Linked DNA regions of Homo sapiens: region 1 is linked to region 2. Evidence: chromatin loops called from intact Hi-C (ENCODE). Cell type or tissue: Panc1. All regions are shown on one strand. Each heading gives the region's core, and the rest is flanking DNA. Links, peaks and the distances in the headings are about the cores only. Region 1 overlaps XIAP (X-linked inhibitor of apoptosis). Region 2 has its middle 26 kb from the start of XIAP.

What was found. Peaks named below come from ENCODE experiments on the same cell type or tissue, not always from the same donor. Only the 100,000 strongest peaks of a DNase experiment are listed, where the experiment ranks them.
Region 1: it touches region 2 in a loop (6-fold over the local background); 30 of 110 quality-filtered maps call a loop at or near these places.

What each region holds. Positions count from the first base shown.
Region 1 is chrX:123,879,864-123,888,707 of GRCh38, forward strand. XIAP (X-linked inhibitor of apoptosis) reads left to right here. Exons shown (of 7, transcript NM_001167.4): 2 at 5,768-6,676; 3 at 8,756-8,844. The coding sequence starts at 5,800. Among named protein-coding and RNA genes, the nearest start is that of XIAP, 24 kb to the left of the region's middle. In Panc1, for the core only: no CTCF peak of the experiment used is centred there; a DNase peak (open chromatin) is centred at 5,118.
Region 2 is chrX:123,829,728-123,838,571 of GRCh38, forward strand. No RefSeq gene overlaps it. Among named protein-coding and RNA genes, the nearest start is that of XIAP, 26 kb to the right of the region's middle. In Panc1, for the core only: a CTCF peak has its summit at 3,820 (motif pointing right); DNase peaks (open chromatin) are centred at 3,814 and 6,376; H3K27ac peaks cover 360 bases.

The sequences.
Region 1 (8,844 bases), core at 441-8,440, 50 kb after region 2:
CAGCACTTTGGGAGGCCGAGGCGGGCGGATCACGAGGTCAGGAGATCGAGACCATCCTGGCTAACACAGTGAAACCCCGTCTTTACTAAAAATACAAAAAATTAGCTGGGTGTGGTGGCACGTGCCTGTAGTCCCAGCTACTTGGGAGGCTGAGACAGGAGACTCCCTTGAACCCGGGAGGCGGAGGTTGCAGTGAGCCGAGATTGCGCCACTGCACTCCAGCCTGGGCGACAGAGCAAGACTCCGTCTCAAAAAAGAAAACCTTAAGGCTGGGCGCGGTGGCTCATGCCTATAATCCCAGCACTTTGGGAGGCCGAGGCGGGCGGATCACCTGAGGTCAGGAGTTCAAGACCAGCCTGGCCAACATAGAGGAACCCTGTCTCTACTAAAAATACAAAATTGCCGGGTGTGGTGGTGGGTGCCTGTAATCCCAGCCACTCAGGAGGCTGAGGTGGGAGAATCACTTGAGCTCAAGAGGCGGAGGTTGTGGTGAACCGAGGTCGTGCCATTGCACTCCAGCCTGGGCAACAAGAGTGAAACTCTGTCTCAAAAAAAAAAAAGAAAGAAAACCCTAATAAAAAAAAAAAAAGCAGCCTGGCACAGTGGTTCACACCTGTTATCCCAGCACTTTGGGAGTTCGAGGCAGGTGGATCACCTGAGATCAGCAGTTCAATTCCAGCCTGGCCAACATGTTGAAACCCCATCTCTTCTAAAAATAAAAAAATTAGCCAGGCGTGGTGGCGGGCGCCTGTAATCCCAGCTACTTGGGAGGCTGAGACAGGAGAATGGCTTGGACCTGGGAGGCGGAGGTTGCAGTGAGTTGAGATCACGCCATTTCACTCCAGCCTGGGCCATAAGAGCAAAACTCTGTTTCAAAAAAAAAAAAAAAAAAAGGGAGAAATAGAAACTTTTGTGTCGTATACAGACACCAGGGTTTTGTATGTGCCTTTGTCTCTGTATCCCCCACCTCCACATTCCCACATTCTCGCTAGATTAGCTGTCAACCTCCTCTCCTTGGCACCTCCTGGTGGCTCTCTTTACGCAGTTGACTGGACTAAATGTATGTACATACATGTATACTGTAAAACCTTACATATCACCATTGTAGAATCTCCCAAACCCTTCATTTAAACATGCACCATTGCTTGCTGGTCCTTTTTGTCCCATTTTTTGCTTCCATAGTGCTATTTTCCCAACTACTGTTACCCTTAAGATTCCTGACTTCCCAGCCCCTTTATACCAAAAGCTTTCTTTGACATTTTTCTCTTTCCGTGCCTTCCTGCCTTTCCACTTACCCAGTACAAAGCCTGAAGATGCTTTCACAGAGAAGCCTTAAATTATCCCAGCATACTTTATTGCACCCACACCTTTTCACTTCAAAAACCTTTTTGTCACCCTTGTCTAATATTCATACCCTATTTTCTTCTATATTCTCAATTCATCTGCTCCATATATACTTGTTTTCTGTGGTATCATTTTCCCCACCTCCATTTCACTTAGATCCTATATTTTTTTACCCTATCTTACCCTTTTTGTTTGGTGCCTTCCTCCAAACCCAAGGTTTCTGTCTTTCATCAGTCATCCTTCCACCTTTCACTCTTAAACTCTGGTAATTCTGGTTTTCCTCCTTCTCAAAAAGCTCACACTCTGCTAATGTGTATATATTGTTCACTTGAGTGCTTCTAAATAAATATTTACTTTTCAAAACAGTGAAATCTGAACTATTAGCATGGAAACAACCTCTGGGAAGATAAGATCTCCACTCAAAAGCTTCAAATTGAGATTCTCCTGCTCATGTTGAATGATGGTTTTATCTAATATTTTCTGAAATAGGGTGACTACTTGAACTACACAAAATTGTGAAATGAGAATATCTTTGATTTTATACTTCTATTTTTTTTTTTTTTTTTGAGACAGAGTCTCACTCTATCACCCAGGCTGGAGTGCAGTGGCAGTCTTGGCTCATTGCACCCTCCACCTCCCAGGTTCAGGTGATTCTCGTCCCTTGGCCTCCCAAGTAGCTGGGATTATAGGCATGTGCCACCACACCCGGCTAATTTTTGTAGTTTTTGGTAGAGATGGGGTTTCACCATGTTGGCCAGGCTGGTCTTGAACTCCTGACCTCAAGTGATCCACCCACCTCAGCCTCCCAAAGTGTTGGGATTACAGGCGTGAGCCACTGTGCCTGGCCACTTACATCTATTTTGATTGACTTGAAATAAAATTTAACACCTCAGGGAAGGCAATTCTCATGTGTTTTGAATTATACTGAGCATTAATTCTTCAGGATAATTATAGACTTGGAAAGGTTTAACCCAGTCTCCCAGTCCATGCTGAAGTTCCTTTAAGTGATAGGAGGAACTCATAATCTACAAGGCAACCCAATCCATTTGGTGCTACCATCGATTGTTATAAAGCCCATCCTTGGGTTAAAATCTACTATTTACAGTTGTATTTAATGACCTTAATTCTGCCCTCAAGCTATATAAAATTTGGATCTGTTTTCTACATGATAATCTTTTAGATATCTTAAGGTAGTTAGTCTATCCTCTCTACCCTTCCCCTCACAGTTTTTCCACCCTTTGAGATAAATATCCTTCGCTATTCCAACTATTTCTCATATGGTATCATTTTTATCATCCCGATTGCTCCCTAAGGATGTTAAACTTTGTTAATGTCCCTTCCAAAATGTATTTGGAACTGGAAATAATATCCCTTGGTAGCTGAATTGGATCTGGATGTTGCACATCTGGACACTAATGCAGTCTGAAGTTGCTGTAAGTTTTTTAGTCGACTTGTAATGTTGGCTTATGATGAATTTGTAATTAAATAAAATCCCAAGGTTTTAATCTGGAGGATTGCCTTTAAGTGATTTCTTCTTAAACTAAGTCTCAATCTTCTTTTAGTTATGCAACAGATTTTTTTTGTTTGTTTTTTGAGACGCTCGCTCTGTCGCCCAGGCTGGGGTGCAGTGGCACGATCTCAGCTCACTGCAACCTCCACTTCCTGGGTTCAAGCAATTCTCCTGCCTCAGCCTCCCAAGTAGCTGGGATTACAGGCATCCGCCATCATGCCTGGCTAATTTTCTTTCTTTCTTTTTTATTTTTTTTTAGTAGAGACGGGGTTTCTCCATTTTGGTCAGGCTGGTCTCGAACTCCTGACCTCAGGTGACCCACCCTCCTCAGCCTCCCAGAGTGCTGGGATTACAGGCGTGAGCCATCACGCCCGGCCTTTTTTGAGATGGAGCCTCGCTCTGTCGCCCAGGATGGAGTGCAGTGGCATGATCTTGGCTCACTGCAACCTCCGCTCCCCGGGTTCAAGGCATTCTTCTGTTTCAGCCTTCCGAGTAGCTGGGATTACAGGTACCTGCCACCACGCCTGGCTAATTTTTGTATTTTTAGTAGAGGTGGGGGTTTCACCATGTTGGTCAGGCTGGTCTCGAACTCCTGACCTCAAGTTATCCGGCCACCTTGGCCTCCCAAAGTGCTGAGATTACAGGCATGAGTCACCGTGTCCGGCCTATGCACCAGATATTTTTTAAAAACCAGATGTAAGACTTTATACTTATCCCTATTAAATTTTATCTCATTAGCCTATCAGGTAGCCTTGGTTTTTTTCTTTTCTTTTCTTTTCTTTTTTTTTTTTTTTTTGAGACAGAGTTTCACTCTTGTTGCCCAGGCTGGAGTGCAGTGGCGCGATCTCAGCTCACTGCAACCTCTGCCTCCCGGGTTCAAGCGATTCTCCTGCCTCAGTCTCCCAAGTAGCTGGGATTACAGGCATGCTCCACCACGCCCAGCTAATTTTGTGTTTTTAGTAGAGACAGGGTTTCTCCCTGTTGGTCAGGCCGGTCTCAAACTCCCGACCTCAGGTGATTTGCCCACCTCGGCCTCCCAAAGTGCTGGGATTACAGGTGTGAACCACCATGCCCGGCTGTTTTTTTTAAGACTAGTCAAGTGCAGAGTGAGAAGGGGGGAAAGAGTAGAACAAGGAGTTTGATCAGCCTTGGTTTCTTTGAATCTTGATTTTTGTCATCCAGTTTATTGTGCTGATTCAACAAAGGGCCTTGAAGCTAATGTTGGAATGTTTTCAGACATATAGGAAATGATAATTCATCAAAAGTCATGGAGACTATATTCCAAAAGTTTTATGCAGATATAACTCAGCTGTTGAGGTATATGAGTTAATACCACTATAAATTGACATGGCCAGGAAAGACTGAAGTCCATTGCCAGCTTGCTTTGTGTTGAACATTACTCCAAAAGAGATTAAATTTTAAGGCATATTGTGTCAACATAAAGGCAAAAGAGCTGGCTAATTCTTCTCAAGAAATCAATTAATGGCAGGGCGCGGTGGCTCACGCCTGTAATCCCAGCATTTTGGAAGGCCGAGGCGGGCAGATCACCTGAGGTCAGGAGTTCAAGACCAGCCTGACCAACCTGGAGAAACCCCGTCTCTACTAAAAAATACAAAATTAGCCGGGCATGGTGGCGCATGCCTGTAATCCCAGCTACTTGAGAGGCTGAGGCAGGATAATTGCTTGAACCTGGGAGGCGGAGGTCGCATGAACCAGTATCACACCATTGCACTCCAGCCTGGGCAGCAAGAGCAAAACTCCATCTCAAAAAAAAAAAAAATCAATTAATGCACGCATAATATAGAGACAGAGTCATTGTTACCATTCTCTTATTTTGCCTTTGACAAGTTTATATTGAGCATGTTATCAGGCAATGTGGGAGATTCTGGAGAACCAGGTTTGCCTCATAACTAGGGTTACCATATACTCTAGTTTGCCTGGGGCAACCCTGATTTATGCCTGTTGTCCCAGTGTGATTATTACTAGTGTAATTTTTCACTTTGAGAAGTGTCCAGGTTTGGAGGATAAATTATCTTTCTAATAATTGATACCCTTCTCATAACCTAACGGGTTCCTTTTAGTATTTTATCTGGGTTAAAATTACCAGCTGTAATTTGGCAGCTCTAATAAGACTGCAGCAATACTTATCTTCCATTTGAACAGATTGTTACTTGACCAAGGGAAGTTAATAGCAAAAGTAACTGCAGGGCACATGTATGTCATGGGCAAAAAAAAAAAAGTAACAGCAATTAAGGTTTGCAGGTACTTAGAATTTTTCCTGAGCCACCCTCTAGAGGGCAGTGTTACATATATATCTGTAATTATCCAGTTACAACAAAAAAAGGGCTCTCATTCATGCATGAAAATCAGAAATATTTCATACTCTTAAAGAACACATTGGAACCAATATTATGATTAAAACATATTTTGCTAAGCAAAGAGATATTAAAAATTAATTCATTAACATTCTGAACATTTTTTAACTTGTAAAAACAACTTTGATGCCTTGAATATATAATGATTCATTATAACAATTATGCATAGATTTTAATAATCTGCATATTTTATGCTTTCATGTTTTTCCTAATTAATGATTTGACATGGTTAATAATTATAATATATTCTGCATCACAGTTTACATATTTATGTAAAATAAGCATTTAAAAATTATTAGTTTTATTCTGCCTGCTTAAATATTACTTTCCTCAAAAAGAGAAAACAAAAATGCTAGATTTTACTTTATGACTTGAATGATGTGGTAATGTCGAACTCTAGTATTTAGAATTAGAATGTTTCTTAGCGGTCGTGTAGTTATTTTTATGTCATAAGTGGATAATTTGTTAGCTCCTATAACAAAAGTCTGTTGCTTGTGTTTCACATTTTGGATTTCCTAATATAATGTTCTCTTTTTAGAAAAGGTGGACAAGTCCTATTTTCAAGAGAAGATGACTTTTAACAGTTTTGAAGGATCTAAAACTTGTGTACCTGCAGACATCAATAAGGAAGAAGAATTTGTAGAAGAGTTTAATAGATTAAAAACTTTTGCTAATTTTCCAAGTGGTAGTCCTGTTTCAGCATCAACACTGGCACGAGCAGGGTTTCTTTATACTGGTGAAGGAGATACCGTGCGGTGCTTTAGTTGTCATGCAGCTGTAGATAGATGGCAATATGGAGACTCAGCAGTTGGAAGACACAGGAAAGTATCCCCAAATTGCAGATTTATCAACGGCTTTTATCTTGAAAATAGTGCCACGCAGTCTACAAATTCTGGTATCCAGAATGGTCAGTACAAAGTTGAAAACTATCTGGGAAGCAGAGATCATTTTGCCTTAGACAGGCCATCTGAGACACATGCAGACTATCTTTTGAGAACTGGGCAGGTTGTAGATATATCAGACACCATATACCCGAGGAACCCTGCCATGTATAGTGAAGAAGCTAGATTAAAGTCCTTTCAGAACTGGCCAGACTATGCTCACCTAACCCCAAGAGAGTTAGCAAGTGCTGGACTCTACTACACAGGTATTGGTGACCAAGTGCAGTGCTTTTGTTGTGGTGGAAAACTGAAAAATTGGGAACCTTGTGATCGTGCCTGGTCAGAACACAGGCGACACTTTCCTAATTGCTTCTTTGTTTTGGGCCGGAATCTTAATATTCGAAGTGAATCTGATGCTGTGAGTTCTGATAGGAATTTCCCAAATTCAACAAATCTTCCAAGAAATCCATCCATGGCAGATTATGAAGCACGGATCTTTACTTTTGGGACATGGATATACTCAGTTAACAAGGAGCAGCTTGCAAGAGCTGGATTTTATGCTTTAGGTAAACTTTATTATAAAACCAATAAATAGCTTCCCAAGTATGCCAGGGCTCATAAAAAGTAAATAGATGCCCTTAGCCCCCTGAACTGGTAAATATTTAGGTATAACTTGGCATGATTATATATATATCTGTATTATTCCGTGAACTCTTATGTTGAACCTGTAATGTAACTACTGAATTTATGTGAAAAAGACTACCATATTATGAGTCATGCTTCTCTTCATGTAATTGTTTTTAGGAAGTAGATAACTTGCAAAAGATGGTAGACATCCCCAATAGCAAAATGGGTCTAATAGTAATATTAACCATCATTTATTGAGCACTTACTATAAGTGCTCAATACATATACTTCATGCATTTTCTCTAAGCTTCACAATAGCTTTGTTTGTTTGTTTTTGAGACAGAGTTTCGCTCTTGTTATCCAGGCTGGAGTGCAATGGCGTGATTTAGGCTCACCACAACCTCCACCTCCCGGGTTCAAGCGATTCTCCTGCCTCAGCCTCCTGAGTAGCTGGGATTACAGGCATGTGCCACCACGCCCGGCTAATTTTGTATTTTTAGTAGACACAGGGTCTCTCCCTGTTGGTCAGGCTGGTCTCAAACTCCTGACCTCAGGTGATCCACCCGCCTCGGCCTCCCAAAGTGCTGGGATTACAGGTGCATGCACCATGCCTGGCTAATTTTTGTACTTTTAGTAGAGACAGGGTTTCACCATGGCCAGGCTGGTCTCGAACTCCTGACCTTGTGATCCGCCCGCCTTGGCCTCCCAAAGTGCTGGGATTACAGGCATGAGCCACTGCGCCGGCCATATGAGTACTTTCAAATGGACTGTGGTAGACATTTCAGGAAGGGCCATTGGAGTGATTGCTTCTAAAGATATTTTAAAAAGTTATACCATTATATATTTGACCCATTTATTTTAAGATTGAATAATGCCTATAAAATATTGGTTATTTCGAAAGATTTTATTTATGTACCATCATATAGTAATCTTGAAGGTTTGTTTAGTGTCATGTAGCTATAAACTTAGAGAAACTTACAATTTCATTATGTAGAACTTTAATGTTACTAATACTTGAAACATAACTTGTTTTAAAATTTCACAGTTTGAAACAGTAAGGACAATATTGGTGGCCCAAATAACATACTAAAAAGAAAGTATGGCCGGGCGCGGTGGCTCCCGCCTATAATCCCAGCACTTTGGGAGGCTGAGGTGGGTGGATCACCTGAAGTCAGGAGTTCAAGACCAGCCTGGCCAACATGGTGAAACCCCGTCTCTACTAAAAATACAAAAATTAGCTGGGCGTGATGGCATGCGCCTGTAGTCCCAGCTACTTGGGAGACTGAGGCAGGAGAATCACTTGAACCCAGAAGGCAGAGGTTGCAGTGAGCCGTGATCGCGCCATTGCACTCCAGCCTGGGCAACAAGAGTAAAACTCCATCTCAGAAAAAAATAATAATAATTAATAAATAAATAAATAAATAAATAAATAAATAAATGAAAATAAAGTATGCCAGGTACAGTGGCTTACGCCTGTAATCCCAACACTTTGGAAGGCCGAGGCGGGTGGATCACTTGAGGTCAGGAGTTCAAGATCAGGCTGGCCAACATGGTGAAACCCCATCTCTACCAAAGATATAAAAAATTAGCCGGGTGTGGTGGCGCATGCCTGTAATCCCAGCTACTTGAGAGGCTGAGGCAGGAGAATCGCTTGAACTCAGGAGGCAAAGGTTGCAGTGAACCAAGACTGCGCCATTGCACTCCGGTCTGGGGAACAGAGCCAGACTCAGTCTCAAAAAAAGAAAGAAAGTAACAATTTTAGTTTTTAACATAAAACTTGGGCAGTTTTATTTTTGTCTTCTATAAAAATACCTCACATTGAATCAGTGAATTTAGTGTGTATTTCTTCCTCAAAGGATAAAAATCATATCTGTTACTTAGATGTGAATTTGAATGTCTTGTTTTAAGCTGTGAGATTTTCATGTTTTTTAGATGTGCTTAATTTTTAGGTGTTAAATGAATATTTTTGTGTAAGCTTCTAATTGCACAAATACATATATTCCTGTGTGTTTTCGTAGGTGAAGGTGATAAAGTAAAGTGCTTTCACTGTGGAGGAGGGCTAACTGATTGGAAGCCCAGTGAAGACCCTTGGGAACAACATGCTAAA
Region 2 (8,844 bases), core at 442-8,441:
TCTTTTTTTAGGAGATTAGGTCTCCCTATGTTGCCCAGGCTGGAGGACGGTGGCCATTCACAGGTACAATCATAGCTCACTGCAGCCTCTAACTCCTGGGCTCAAGTGATCCTTCCGCCTCAGCTTCCAGAATTGCTGGGACTACATGAGTGCACCACAGTGCCTGGCTATCTTCCTACCTACTAAGTGTTATGAAAGAAATTCTAATCAGGCCAGGCCTGGTGGTTCACACCTGTAATCCCAGCACTTTGGGAGGCCGAGGCGGGTGGATCACCTGAGGTCAGGAGTTCAAGACCAGCCTGGCAAACATGGCAAAACTCCGTCTCTACTGAAAATACAAAAATTAGCCGGGCGTGGTGGCACTCACCTGTAATCCCAGCTACATGGGAGGCAGAGGCAGGAGAATCGCTTGAACCCCGGAGGCGGAGGTTGCAGTGAGCTGAGATCATGCCACTGCACTCTAGCCTGGGCAAGAGTGAGACTCTGTTTCAAAAAGAAAGAAATTCTAATCATACTGCCTGGATTCCATACAAAGTCAGTTTCTCAATGGATAACCCTTAACATCCAACTCTGGAAAGGAATAGCCTTTGGGTCTAAGGCAGCCTCCTAGCTAGCAAATGGTTTGCCAGGATAGCAAATGGTTTGCCAGGATCCATGCATCACTTAAAACCCACAGCTTAAGGTTATATGCATGATGGAACTTGAATGTATTCCTTGAACTTTTGTAGCTTACTGGTTACTCTTTGCTCAGATCTCAGTTCCTGTTTGTTCACTCATCCCTTGCTGAGTGCCCCACGCCACACGCCGCACCATCTACTCCACCCACACCATTTTCCAGTTACTGAACCTTGCCCAACCCTTGTCGGTTGCCATGACTACTTCCATGCTAAGTCAGGACTGACTTCTCCGCCAGGAGCTTTTTTTTTTTTTTTTTTTTTTTTTGAGGCAGAGTCTCACTCTGTCGCCAGGCTGGAGTGCAGTGGCACGATCTCGGTTCACTGCAACCTCCGCCTCCCAGGTTCAAGCGATTCTCCTGCCTCAGCCTCCCAAGTAGCTGGAATAACAGACGCGGGCCACCACTCCCAGCTAATTTTTTTTGTATTTTTAGTAGAGATGGGGTTTCACCATGTCGGTCAGGCTGGTCTTGAACTCCAGACCTTGTGATCCGCTCCCCTCAGCCTCCCAAAGTGCTGGGATTAGAGGCGTGAGCCACCGCACCTGGCCCCACCGGGAGCTTTTTTTTAATTTAATTTTATTTTTTTGAGACGGAGTTTCGCTCTTGTTGCCCAGGCTGGAGTGCAGTGACGTGATCTTGGCTCACTGCAACCTCCGCCTCCCGGGTTCAAGCGATTCTCCTGCCTCAGTCTCCCAAGTAACTAGGATTACAGGCATGTGCCACCGCACCCGGCTAATTTTGTATTTTTAGTAGAGACAAGGTTTCTCCATGTTGGTCAGGCTGCTCTGGAACTCCTGACCTCAGGTGATCCACCCGCCTCGGCCTCCCAAAGTGCTGAGATTACAGGCACGAGCCACCGCGCCTGGCCCACTGGAGCTTTTTAAAACTCCTATATATTGAGACACACACTATACTAAATGCATCACATCCCTATCTCATTGAATGCTCACAACCTTATGAAGCATGAATTACCCCTTTGCTTTCAGCCAATGGTCATGCCTTCCATAATGTGGGAAAGAATGAGCCCATCCAACATAAGCTTCCCTAATTCCTCTCTTATCCATCTCAACCTTTCTCTGGAAGTTTTCTGCTTCACTTCATTTTCTCCAATTGTGAAAAAATATCAACTAGACAGAGACAGAAATAAAGAGGCATCTGAGAGACAGACATAGTCAGTCCATGGTCTCAAGAAGAACAGACCTTTTTTTTTGAGACGGAGTTTCACTTTTGTCACCTAGGCTGGAGTGCAATGGCGTGATCTCGGCTCACTGCAACCTCCACCTCCAGAGTTCAAGCGATTCAACTACCTCAGCCTCCCGAGTAGCTGGGATTACAGGTGCCCGCCACCACACCTGGCTAATTTTTGTATTTTTAGTAGAGATGGGGTTTCGCCATGTTGGCCAGGCTGGTCTCAAACTCCTGACCTCAGGTAATCCACCTTAGGTGCTGGGATTACAGGCATGAGCCACCATGCCCGGCCAGATGGCTTTGATTTTATCTTTGCAACCACCATTCCTATCCTGATGACTCCAGACCCCTCCCTGATAAGTTTCAAAATAATGGCTCCAAATGTCCCATCTCCCACCACAGCTGCCCTTGCCTCAGCTTTGAGGAAAGCATACCACACTCTTCTTTACGTTCTATCACATTTGGTCACTGGCTGAGAGAAGCCCCTCGGATCATCTATCCTTTCCCTTCCTTTCATCTCCACACTGTTCTGTTTCCTCCCCAACACAAATCCACAATGCACCTCTCCCTCTCAGATTTTTCCACTGCACCATAGGGAATTCTCATTCAAAGATAGACAAACTCCTTTCCATGGAAACGTTCCCACTTTCTAGCTCTAAATGAAACATTGCTCTCTCCTCAAGACACCACTGCCCTGCATCTCCCTCCAGGGGAGGCCACACATTTATTCATTTTCTACATATTACAAGACCCAGAAGGCGGGCGTGGTGGTTCACGCCCATAATCCCAGCACTTTGGGAGGCGAAGGCAGGCGGATCTCTTGAGATCAGTTTGAGACCAGCCTAGCCAAAATGGCGAAACCCCGTCTCTACTAAAAATACAAAAATTAGCCAGGCATCATGGCTTATGCCTGTAGTCCCAGCTACTCGGGAGTCTGAAGCAGGGGAATCACTTGAACCTGGGAGGTGGAGGCTGCAGTGAGCTGAGATTGCACCACTGCACTCCAGTCTGGGCAACAGAGCGAGACTCTGTCAAAAAAAAAAAAAAAAAAGACCCAGAGGTAGGGTTGGTATGCTCTTACTACTCTGTCACTATTTCTAAGCTGTAACTCTTCCAACATTGCGTCTTTGAAGTTCATGTCACCCAGTTTTTCTTCTTCATTGCAGTCATCTAACAACCTACTGGCCAGCCTCTCACTGGATATATTGCCACCTGTATCACAGTCTTCCTCTACTAAATTGGCCATCAACCTGGATGACTTCAGTGTTCTTATCAATAAACATCCATCTTGGGCACTTAATGTCTAGGTTGGGGAGTCTAAGATGGCAGCATTTGAACAGCCTTTGCTGACTTAACCTTCTGGTTTCTTGGTGGTTTCTCATTATAAAAGCACTGCATTTGAACAGAGACTCAGCCTTGTGGTGTCCGGTATAGAGAATCGAGGATGGTGTCAGTTCTAAAAAAAAATCTGAATTTTTTTTCAGCAGCTGACTAGATATCTAAGTATCTTATATGGGGAATTGTCTGGGAAAGGTGTTTAAGCAAGAGTTGCAGCAGACAGTCTAGGCTTATCTAGCAAGAATGTATTCAAATCAGCTCTATTACAAAGGGATGACATTGAATTAAAGTTCCATGATGTTGATAAATAAAACAATATTTCATCAAATATTTCCTGAGAGCCTACTACATGCTAGGTACTGTCCCAGAAGCTGAGGACAAAGGAGAAAGAAAAGAAGACATTATCCCATTGCTCAAATTAGTTTATAACTGTTTAACATAAATCATCCAAATATCAAGTAGAGGTAATGATACCCACTCCACAGGGTAACATTGTTTTGAGTTTTAAATGAGAGCATTAATGTACAGCAAATAGCTCAATGTATACATGGTCAGTAAATGGTAAAGGCATGGGGCTATTATGAATTCTCTGCACCTCCCAAATATGACCACCAGGTGTCAGCCTCCCCTAGCCAAACCCTACCAGGTGAAGGGTGTCCAGGTTGTCTATCCTCTCCAACACTAGAGGAAAGAGCAAAGGATCTTGGTGCGACGATTTACCCTTCACCTACTGCTGTTCTGAGCTACTTAGGTGCACAAATATCAGCACCGATTTTTTTTTGAGATGGAGTTTCGCTCTTGTTGCCCAGGCTGGAGTGCAATGGCGTGATCTCGGCTCATTGCAACCTCCGCCTCCCAGATTCAAGCGATTCTCCTGTGTCAGCCTTCCGAGTAGCTGGGACTTCAGGCGTGTGCCACCATGCCCAGCTAATTTTTTTGTATTTTTTAGTAGAGACGGGGGCGGGGGGGTTCGCCATGTTGGCCAAGCTGGTCTCGAACTCCTGACCTCAGGTGATCCACCCGCCTCGGCCTCTCAAAGTGCTGGGATGACAGGCGTGAGGCACCTCACCCAGCCCAGAAATATCTTAGTACCTATTTTAGGTGAGAACTTGCCTGCCTACAGACTAAACCCAGTTGTGCAGTCTCCCTAGACATGGAAATTTGGAAATGTCCAAGATAAGGTCAAGGAAAAACAGAAAAAGAACGTTCAAGGCAAAGAAGAGCAAAAAAGTGGAATCAGGAAAAAGCCAGGGAGAGAATGAAATAGGAGGAGGAAAGAAGAGATTTAGAGAGAGGAAAAGATAAAACTTTTCTTACTCAGTCACCTCTCCAGGGCCTCACCAAAAGCTGTGCCAAAGCCCTTTCATTTAAGCCACCAGCAACCTGAAACCCCCACCTCCCAGGCTCCTGCCACAGGTCAAATCCCTTTTTAATCCTTGTAATCCCACTGATTCTCTAGCTGGCTTTCTCTTGGATATATTTCAGAGAGGAGCTTTAGAGTCCCTGGCAAAGAACTCATCATTCATTTTTGGCCCATGTAATTTCTACTTTATATATGAGCTTCCATCTTTTCCAGACTTCCCTGTTCTCCCCATTAGAAACTATATTTCCATTTTTTGAGAGACACTTTTCCCCCACTTACAATAGCCTCTTTCACTTTGCTAGTTCACCAAGCTGCAGGTTTTATTTCCCAAGTGCATAGTATTTTTTATCATTGGCATACATTTTTTTCAGGCTTCCAAAAAGTATTTTTAAAGTAGTCCACAGGCTTCCTGTGGGTTATTGACTTTTTGAATGTTAGTCTTAATTTGTCCTAATGTCTAGTAACATGTGGCATACCCAAACAGGAGTAAGCCTTGTTCGGACACCATCCTGAAGCAGGATTGTTGACTCAGTCTGCTCTCTTTGGGCAGAAACCTGGCTGTAACTGAGTTAGGCCCATCCACCGGTTAAGAGCTCTTTACTTCACACAGAACAGATCTTTGCTCAGGAATTTCTAAAGAAAACCAGAAGGAGGCCAGGCGCCATGGCTCACGCCTGTAATCCCAGCAATTTGGGAGGCCAAGGAGGGTGGATCACTTGAGGTCAGGAGTTTGAGACCAGCCTGGCCAACATGGTGAAACCCCTTCTCTACTAAAAAAATACGAAAATTAGCTGGGTGTGGTGGTGTGCTATGCCTGCAATCCCAGCTACTCAGGAGACTGAGGCAGGAGAATCGCTTGAACCCGGGAGGCGGAGGTTGTGGTGAGCCAAGGTCACGCCACTGCACTCCAGCCTCGGTGACAGAGTGAGACTTTGTCTCAAAAAAAAAAAAATTAAAGCATATTGCAATTCACGTAAAGGCTAAATTTATGAACTAATGAACTACCGCTAATTCCTCCTCACTCTTAGCAAGAAATGGTTAAGGGAAGTGAAGCAATTTCTAGGACAACATAAGGATTCTAGGAATTTACAGCCAGTTACCTGAAAAGTCTGAACTTGGATTTCTTCCAAATAATGACCAATCCAGGTCATTGCCTGATCAATCACAAGAGGCCTGAGCCTACAAGGCCATGTCCCACCTCTCAACTCTCCCATGGGAGGCTGTCATGAGACAATTTCCCATCGGCTCTCAGGCTCTGATGAGGAATGGAGCTTTCTGCCTCACTCCCACATAATATAAAACTGCTTTTAAATATAATACATAAATAAAAATTTATAAAATGCACATTGTATAAATATTAAATATAAATTTATATAAATATATATCCTGCATACTATAAAGCTGCAGAACATAAAACCTCCAAGTGGTAGCTGTGAAGGGACTCCTCCCAAATACAATGTCCCACAACACACATTGCAGTCATCTGGCCCCTTTTTGCTTCATTGTCATGTTTTTTTGTTTGTTTTTGAGACAGATTCTCACTCTGTTGCCCAGATTGGAAATGCAATGGCGCAATCACAGCTTACTGAAGCCTTGAAATCCTGGGCTCAAGCAGTCCTTCTGCCTTAGCCTCCTGAGCAGTTGGAACCACAGGTGCCTGCCACCATGCCTAGCTAATTTTTATTTTATTTTTTGTAGTGACGGTGTCTCACTATGTTGCACAGGTTGTTCTTGAACTCCTGGGCTCAAGTGATCTTGCAGCCTTAGCCTCCCAAAGCACTGGGATTATAGGCATGAGCCACCGTGCCCAGCCAGTGTTGTATTTTTAGTGTTGGGGACAATGATTCACAGGGAGCTCTCACCTAGGTTTAGTCTTCTTTTTGCTGTCTAAGTAATAAAATGTCTAAATCTAGAATGACTCATTGTTTCTTTACCAACCAAATTAGTCAGCTCTTGGCCCTTGCCTTGCCTTTTTTTTCTTTGAGACAGAGTCTCCCTCTGTTGCCAGGCTGGAGTACAGTGGGGTGATCTTGGCTCACTGCAATCTCCGCCTCCCGGGTTCAAGCGATTCTCCTGCCTCAGCCTCCTGAGTAGCTGGGATTGCAGGCATAGTACGCCACCACACCCAGCTAATTTTCATATTTTTTTAGTAGAGACGAGGTTTCACCATGTTGGCCAGGCTGGTCTCGAACTCCTGTCGCTGGGACTATACAGGTGCGTGCAACCACACCCGGCTAATTTTTTTTTTGGTAGAGACGAGGTTTCTCCATGTTGGCCAAGCTGGTCTCGAACTCCTGTAGCTGGGACTATACAGGCACGTGCAATCACACCCGGCTAATTTTTTTTAGTAGAGACAAGGTTTCTCCATGTTGGCCAGGATGGTCTTTTGACCTTGTGATCCACCCGCCTTGGCCTCCCAAAGTGCTGGGATTACAGGCGTGAGCCACCACGCCCGGCCGGCCCTTGCCTTGTCTTATGTGTGAGCTTGACAACCCTTAAACCAGTCCACACAACCAAAATGTGATTGAGTCCAAAGCATGACAGGTGAAGAAGATAGCTGGGGCCAGGCACAGAGGCTCATACCTATAATCCCAGCACTTTGGGAGGGCAAGGCAGGAGGGTCACTTGAGCCTAGGCCTCCAAGACCAGCATGGGTAACATAGTGAGACCCCATTTCTACAAAAAAACAAAAAACCAAGCCCAAAACAAAACAAAAAGACAATACAGTTGGTTCCATTGACAACGTCTGATTACTCCTTCCTACAGGAGGCTGTTGCTGTTTCTGACACTAAATGAGGGTTCACGTTTGTGTTGTATATTCTTTTTTTTTTTTTTTTTTTTTTTGAGATGGAGTTTCTCTGTTGCCCAGGCTGGAGTGCAATGGCACGATCCCGACTCACTGAAATCCACGCCTCCCAGGTTCAAGCGATTCTCCTGTCTCCTGACTCAGCCTCCCAAGTAGCTGGGATTACAGGCGCCCGCCACAACGCCTGGCTAATTTTTGTATTTTTAGTAGAGGCGAGGTTTTGCCATGTTTGCCAGGTTGGTCTCGAACTCCTAGCCTCAAGCAATTTGCCCGCCTCGGCCTCCCAAAGTGCTGGGATTACAGGCATGAGCCACCTCGCCCGGCCTTGTGTTGTATATTCTATGAGTTTGGACAAATGAATAATGGCATGTATCCACCATTACAGTATCATACAAAATAGTCTCACTGCTCTAAAAATCCTCTGTGCTCTGCTTATTCATCCCTGTCTCTCTCCTTCCTAACCATTGATCACCACTGAACTTTTCACTATCTCCATAGTTTTGCCTCTTCCAGAATGTCACATAGTTGGAAACATACCTTATGTAGACTTTTCAGATTGGCTTTTTTCAGTGAGTAATACGCATTTAAAGTTCCTACATATCTAGCCCGGGCTTGGTGGCTCATGCCGGTAATCCCAGTACTTTGGGAGGCCAAGGCGGGCAGATCACCTGAAGCTAGGAGTTTGAGACCAGCCTGACCAACATGGAGATACCCTGTCTCCACTAAAAGTACAAAATTAGCTGGGCATGATGGCGCATGCCTGTCATCCCTGGTACTTGGGAGGCTGAGGCAGGAGAATCACTTGAATCCGAGAGGCGGAAGTTGCAGTGAGCCGAGATCGCGCCATTGCACTCCAGCCTGGGCAACAAGAGTGAAACTCCGACTCAAAAAAAAAAAAAAGTTCCTATATGTCTTTTCATGGTTTCATAACTCATTTCTTTTTTTTCTTTCTTGCTTTTTTTTTTTTTTTTTTTTGAGATGGTGTCTTACTCTATCACCCAGGCTGGAGTGCAATGGGGCGATCTCGGCTCACTGCAACATCTGCCTCCCAGGTTCAAGTGATTCTCCTGCCTCAGCTTCCTGAGTAGCTGGGATTACAAGCACCCACTACCATGCCGGGCTAGTTTTTTTTATTTTTATTTATTTATTTATTTATTTATTTATTTATTTGAGACAGAGTTTCGCTCTTGTTGCCCAGGCTGGAGTGCAAAGGCACAATCTTGGCTCACCGCGACCTCCGCCTCCCAGGTTCAAGCGATTCTCCTGCCTCAGCCTCCTGAGTAGCCGGGATTACAGGCATGTGCCACCCCAGGCCCAGCTAATTTTGTATTTTTAGTAGAGACAGGGTTTCTCTTTTTTTTTTTTTTTTTTGAGACAGAGTCTCGCTCTGTCGCCCAGGCTGGAGTGCAGTGGCACGATCTCAGCTCACTGCAAGCTCCGCCTCCCAGGTTCACGCCATTCTCCTGCCTCAGC